Regions from separate parts of the Homo sapiens genome. Here region 2 is linked to region 1. A link is an interaction called in ENCODE POLR2A ChIA-PET data of the cell type or tissue named here. Cell type or tissue: A673. All regions are shown on one strand. Each heading gives the region's core, and the rest is flanking DNA. Links, peaks and the distances in the headings are about the cores only.

Region 1 (2,912 bases), core at 240-2,739:
AAAGTCCACTAACCTCTTGGGCTTCTCTCCGCCCATCTGAGAATGTGAAACTGATACCCACCTTACAGGACAGCTAGAGGTCTTACAGAGATGCTGGCTGTGAGTGCACTTAGCACAGAATCTGACATGTAGCAAGCACTCAAAACAATGTCTGCTGAGTCCACATTTTAGAAGCATCCTGCACTGACAGGCAGGAAAGGGAAGGAGCTCTGGAACCCCCAACACCCACAAGCCCAGCCCCAGGACCCCCATCAGTAAGGTGGTATCTGTGCTCTTCATCTCTCTCATAAGCACAGTGATGTGCACGCCTGGCCACGTGCACAGGCAACAGGACACCGCATCAGTGAGCCTCCCCGGCATTTGGACCCGATGGCAGTGGAGCGCTGCCCGGCTAAATTTAAACGAGAACTGGAATGACTCACCAGGCCTCAGGTCAATGGGACAAAGAGTACCCTGGCCACCACAGTACAAGAGATCAGCTTCTGGGGAAGACGCAGAAGCAATGTCTCAGCCCCAAACATGAGGTGCCCGAGGCAGCAGTTTTACAGCACTGTACGGATTGACGCCTATGCGGAAGAACGGTCTCAGGGAGAAAGCAGGATCTGGACCAACATGAACACATTTTTCACCCTGCATGGCTAGCATGACCTACTTCACACAATGACAAGAAAAATACCCTAGCAAACACTTATGGAGCACTTACTTTGTGCCACCGTTCCTCACACAGGATAAATATTTTCTGATGAATCCTTATAACAACCCAATGAAGTAGGTACTACTATTATTTCTGTTTCACAAATGAGCAAACAGGCACACAGAAGTTAAGTAACACAACCACTGTCACAGTTAGTAAGTAGCAAAATCAGAAGTCTGACCTGGACAGTCAAAGTGCTCATTTCCTATCTGTAAAACGTGGGGGTGGGGAAGAGTTGTAGCAAATTTCTTACTACTTAAATAACTGCCAGAGAGTAAGAGCTTTCACCCCACACACCCAGCCAAAACAGAATAGAAAATCTTTAGTTATGGAAAATTCAGAAACCCTCCAATGGACAAACTGAGGCACACCTGTATTCATTTAGTAAGACTCTAAGTCATATATACTTGGGCTTTCAGCAGGGCTTGCTTTAAATTAATAAAAAAAATTAAAGTGATTGGAAAAGTTTCTCTCCTGAATTAGCAAGAAATCAAAGAGCTGTGAATAGAATTTGATTTTAACAGTTTAGGATAATCACTATTTTAAAGATTCATAATAGTTTTCCTAGAACGAGCAGGAGGAAAACGTGTTGCTAAACTATAGCTTTCTCCCTCCCAGCAATTAGCGGCTCCATCCAATAGTGATGGCAAATTAAAATGGGACTTCTCACTGAGATGAAAGAGTGGGCAACTTTCCTCCATTGAAAATAAAATAAAGGAAATCATCTTCAAAAGTTCCAAGAGTTCAGTCTAGATCCCAGATGGCTCAGTAACCCTAAGCAGGTTAAAGTATTTTAAAAAAAAAAAAAAAGTCAGAACACACAGAATCAAATCAAACTGACCCCCTACTTAACTGGCTGAACTGCCAATCCAGATTCCAAAACAGCAAAATTCAATTAACCAAAAGGACTTCATGAAGATATAAGTGGGTACACAAAGAATAAAAGAATTTTTTAAAGAGCGCAACAATCCAGAAAGAGCTCACTGAAGTGCCTAGTTTTAAAAATGAAGAAGTTAAGGCTCACGATGAAAAAAACGATGTCAATGGTGACAGAGCTGAAAAACGCAGAGCTAGGTCTAGACCTGGCCTCACCACTACAAAGCCTTCTGCCATCTTCCTATCTTCACAACCAACAACCTCTCTCCAAAAGACCAGATTTCCAGGAGCCCAGGAGATTATAAACTTGTCATTCATCACCCCTAAAAAGGATACTTCCTGGAAATGGAAATGGATTCAAAAAGGATTTTGGCAAATCTGTGAATGACAAGGCAGCCATAAATAGCTACTAAGAGAAGCTACACCTGACCTTTAGGATTGACGTCAAGGAAGATGGTTGTAGCCTCCAATGGTGGTATCTTAGGCATGGTGATGGCAACCAAAGACTAGGTCAGATGGATTTGACCCAGAAGAGCAATGCTCATGTTCTTATATGGCCTGGTGCAGAGCGCCCAGGACTGTGAATTAGAAGGCAAGCTGAGTGCCTGGTTCTACCCATTTATAGCTGTGTGACCATGGGAAGTCACTTACTTGCTCCAAATCTCATTTTCCTCATTTGTCAATAGAGAATGATAATCGTTCATAATCCCTTATCCAAAACCTTCAGGTGCTTCAACGACCAAAACTGTTCAGACTTTAGAAAGGTACTCTGGGCCGGGCGCGGTGGCTCACGCCTGTAATCCCAGCACTTTGGGAGGCCGAGGCGGGTGGATCATGAGGTCAGGAGATCGAGACCATCCTGGCTAACAAGGTGAAACCCCGTCTCTACTAAAAATACAAAAAATTAGCCGGGCGCGGTGGCGGGCGCCTGTAGTCCCAGCTACTCGGGAGGCTGAGGCAGGAGAATGGCGTGAACCCGGGAAGCGGAGCTTGCAGTGAGCCGAGATTGCGCCACTGCAGTCCGCAGTCCGACCTGGGCGACAGAGCGAGACTCCGTCTCAAAAAAAAAAAAAAAAAAAAAAAAAGAAAGGTACTCTGACACCTATCGTGTTTAACAGCCCCAGCAGAGTCTAGGGCAGCACTCTGTAATCAAACACATTAATATTTTTGCAGCAAAACATATGAATATTCAAACTAAGCAGGATAAATATAGCCTCACATCAGTTCAGATCAGGTTTTGCCACTAAATGAGTTTACTGCAAACTTTTTAGTTTTCAGAGCTTTTCAGACTTCATTATCACAGATATGGGATTATGGACCTGTACCCACTCAAGGAAGGCTG
Region 2 (2,912 bases), core at 100-2,599, 54 kb after region 1:
AGTGCATGATCATCTTAGAGTAGTATGCAGGCTCCAGTTTGCACACAATACATTAGGTCATAATGAAAACCTGATCCTGACTCTCCAACACAGCCTGGTCATACTCACTCCTGAACTCAGTGTATAGAACTGGAATAAAAGTTAGTTGCCCTTGCAGGCTCTGAGTCAGGCTGTCAAGCCCGTAGACCAGCTATGGGCCATGTCCTGCCCAGGCATTCCAGGCAGGAGGAAGAGTTTGAGCAAACTCCAAAAGGGAAGAGGTGGCCAGGCCCTTTTGAAGAACTGCTGGCAGTTCAGTGAGACTGGAATTTATTCATGTGGACAGAGGTAAGAGAAGGGCATAGGATAGTGGTTAGTCATGAAGGAATTTGTGGAGATGCCAAAGAGTTTTGATGTTATCATGGAAGCATGGGAAGTCATTGAAAGGAGCTAGACATAAAAAAGTCATATTCAGGGCCAGGCGTGGTGTCTCATGCCTATAATTTCAACATTTTGTGAGACCGAGGCAGGCAAATCATTTGAGGTCAGGAATTCGAGACCACCCTGGCCAACATGGTGAAACCCCATCTCTACTAAAAATACAAAAATTAGCTGGGCATGGTGGCACATGCCTGTAATCCCAACTACTCAGGAGGCTGAGGCACAAGAATCGCTGGAACTCGGGAGGCGGAGGTTGCAGTAAGCCGAGATCGCACCACTGCACTCCATCCTGGGTGGCAGAGTGAGACTATGTCTCAAAAAAAAAAAAAAACAAAAAAACGCATATTCAGGTTATGTTTTGGGAAGATCACTCTGAAAGTAATGTGGAAGGCCAAGTGGCTTAGTAACACAGGGAGACTATTCAGGAGGCTACTGCAGTGATCCAAGTGTATCAGGGTTCTCCAGAGAAACAGACCAATAGGATGGATGTATATATTTATAAAGAGATTTATTATAAGGAATTGGCTCACAGGATGTGGAGGTTAAGAAGTTCCAAGATCTGCAGATGGCAAGCTGGAGACCCAGGAGATTTGATGGTGTAATTCCAGTCCAAGTCCAAAGGCCTGAGAACTAGGAGAGCTGTTGGTGCAAGTTCCGGTCAGAAAGCCAGCAGGTTCAGGATCAAGGAAGAGCTGATGTTTCAGTTCAAATCCAAAAAACAGAAAACAATGGATGTCCCAGCTCACAGCAGTCAGGCAGGAGGAGTTCTCTCTATTCATGGGACGGTGAGCCTTTTTGTTCTATTCAGGCCTTCAGCTGATGGAATGAGGTTAACCCACATTAGGGAGGACACTCTCTCTGCTTTACTCAGTCTACAGATTTAAATCCTTTTTTTCGGGGTAGGGGACAGAGTCTTGCTCTGTCACCCAGGCTGGAGTACGTGATCTCAGCTCACTACCACTTTAACCTCCACCTCTTGGGTTCCAGCGATTCTCCTGTCTCAACCTTCCAAGTAGCTGGGATTACAGGTGCACGCCACCATGCCCAGCTAATTTTTGAATTTTTAGTAGAGACAGGGTTTCACCATGTTGGCCAGGCTGGTCTTGAACTCCTGACCTCAGGTGATCTGCCCGCCTTGGCCTCCCAAAGTCCTGGGATTACAGACGTGAGCCACCGTGCCTGGCCTACAGATTCAAATCTTAATCTCATTCAAAAACCCATAATAATGTTTAACCAAATATCAGGACACCTATGGCTCTGTCAAGTTGACAAATAAATGTCACATCAAGAGAGAAATGACAGGGCTTGAACAAGCACAGTAGCCACAGCTACACAATAATTATAGATTAGAAAAGTGTCAAAAAAGTTGAGGGCTGGGCGCGGTGGCTCACGCCTGTAATCCCAGCACTTTGGGAGGCCGAGGTGGGCAGATCACAAGGTCAGGAGTTTGAGACCAGCCTGGCCAACATGGTGAAACCCCGTCTCTACTAAAAATACAAAAATTAGCTGGGCGTGGTGGCCCGTGCCTGTAATCCCAGCTACTCGGGAGACTGAGGCAGGAGGATCGCTTGAAACCGGAAGGCGGAGCATGCAGTGAGCCGAGATCGCACCATTGCACTCCAGCCTGGGCAACAAGACTGAAACTCTGTCTCAAAAAAAAAAAAAGTTGAACAGGAGTTAAGAACCAATTAATTTTGAAAGATGAAGGAGAGAGAGAGTCTATGAAAACATCTGGGTTTTAGCTTGAGGAGAATAAGTGAGAGATGGTTGCTTTTACTGTGACAGTGTCAGCTGGCTGTCCCTTCATCTCACCAGTTCATAAGAACAAATGTTAGCACATTCACAGGGAAATATCAATTTTTTTTTTTCCTGAGACAGAGTCCTGTTTTGTCACCCAGGCTGGAGTACAATGGTGTGATCTTGGCTCACTGCCTCCTGGGTTCAAGCAATTTTCCTGCCTCAGTCTCCCAAGTAGCTGGGATTACAGGTGCCTGCCACCACACCTGGCTAATTATTGTATTTTTAGTAGGGACAGGGTTTCATCATGTTGGCCAGGCTGATCTCGAACTCCTGACTGACCTCGAGTGAATCTGCCCACCTCAGCCTCTCAACGTGCTGGGATTACAAGTGTAAGCCACCATGCCCAGCCAAATATCAATTTTATTAGCTCTGATTCCCCACCCAAAGATCCTTGCAAAGATGCTTCCCCAAGAGCTCCTGACATCTTAAAAAGCCTTCACCCACATTCGTGAATCCGTTGTTAATGACTGATCCCACCTTTGCGGAAGGTCCACCATGCCTGCCTTCTCATAGGTGTCAGCAGCCAAGCGTAGCTCTGCCCCAGGTGCAACAGAAGCTGCAGGCAGTGCAGGTGGTGCCACGTGGCTGCCTTCTGGGAGGTTCAGAAGAGGAATGCTTCCTCCCTGCTGGCTAGGAGGCTGTCATAGTGACTGACAGCATAATGGTGGATCTTCAGCTCCACCCTCAGAGCC

Evidence for each region. ChIA-PET counts read pairs that join two places held together with the same protein. Peaks named below come from ENCODE experiments on the same cell type or tissue, not always from the same donor. Only the 100,000 strongest peaks of a DNase experiment are listed, where the experiment ranks them.
Region 2: POLR2A ChIA-PET joins it to region 1 with 10 read pairs; 2 of 35 experiments call an interaction of 5 or more read pairs at or near these places.

Annotation. Positions count from the first base shown.
Region 1 is chr11:114,069,838-114,072,749 of GRCh38, reverse strand. The region is part of intron 2 of ZBTB16 (zinc finger and BTB domain containing 16); the gene reads right to left. Among named protein-coding and RNA genes, the nearest start is that of ZBTB16, 12 kb to the right of the region's middle. In A673, for the core only: no CTCF peak of the experiment used is centred there; no DNase peak of the experiment used is centred there.
Region 2 is chr11:114,015,279-114,018,190 of GRCh38, reverse strand. It overlaps LOC124902760 (a long non-coding RNA gene), which reads left to right and starts at 114. Exons shown (of 2, transcript XR_007062895.1): 1 at 114-327. It overlaps LOC124902759 (a long non-coding RNA gene), which reads right to left and starts at 2,834. Exons shown (of 2, transcript XR_007062894.1): 1 at 2,698-2,834; 2 at 912-1,236. In A673, for the core only: no CTCF peak of the experiment used is centred there; no DNase peak of the experiment used is centred there.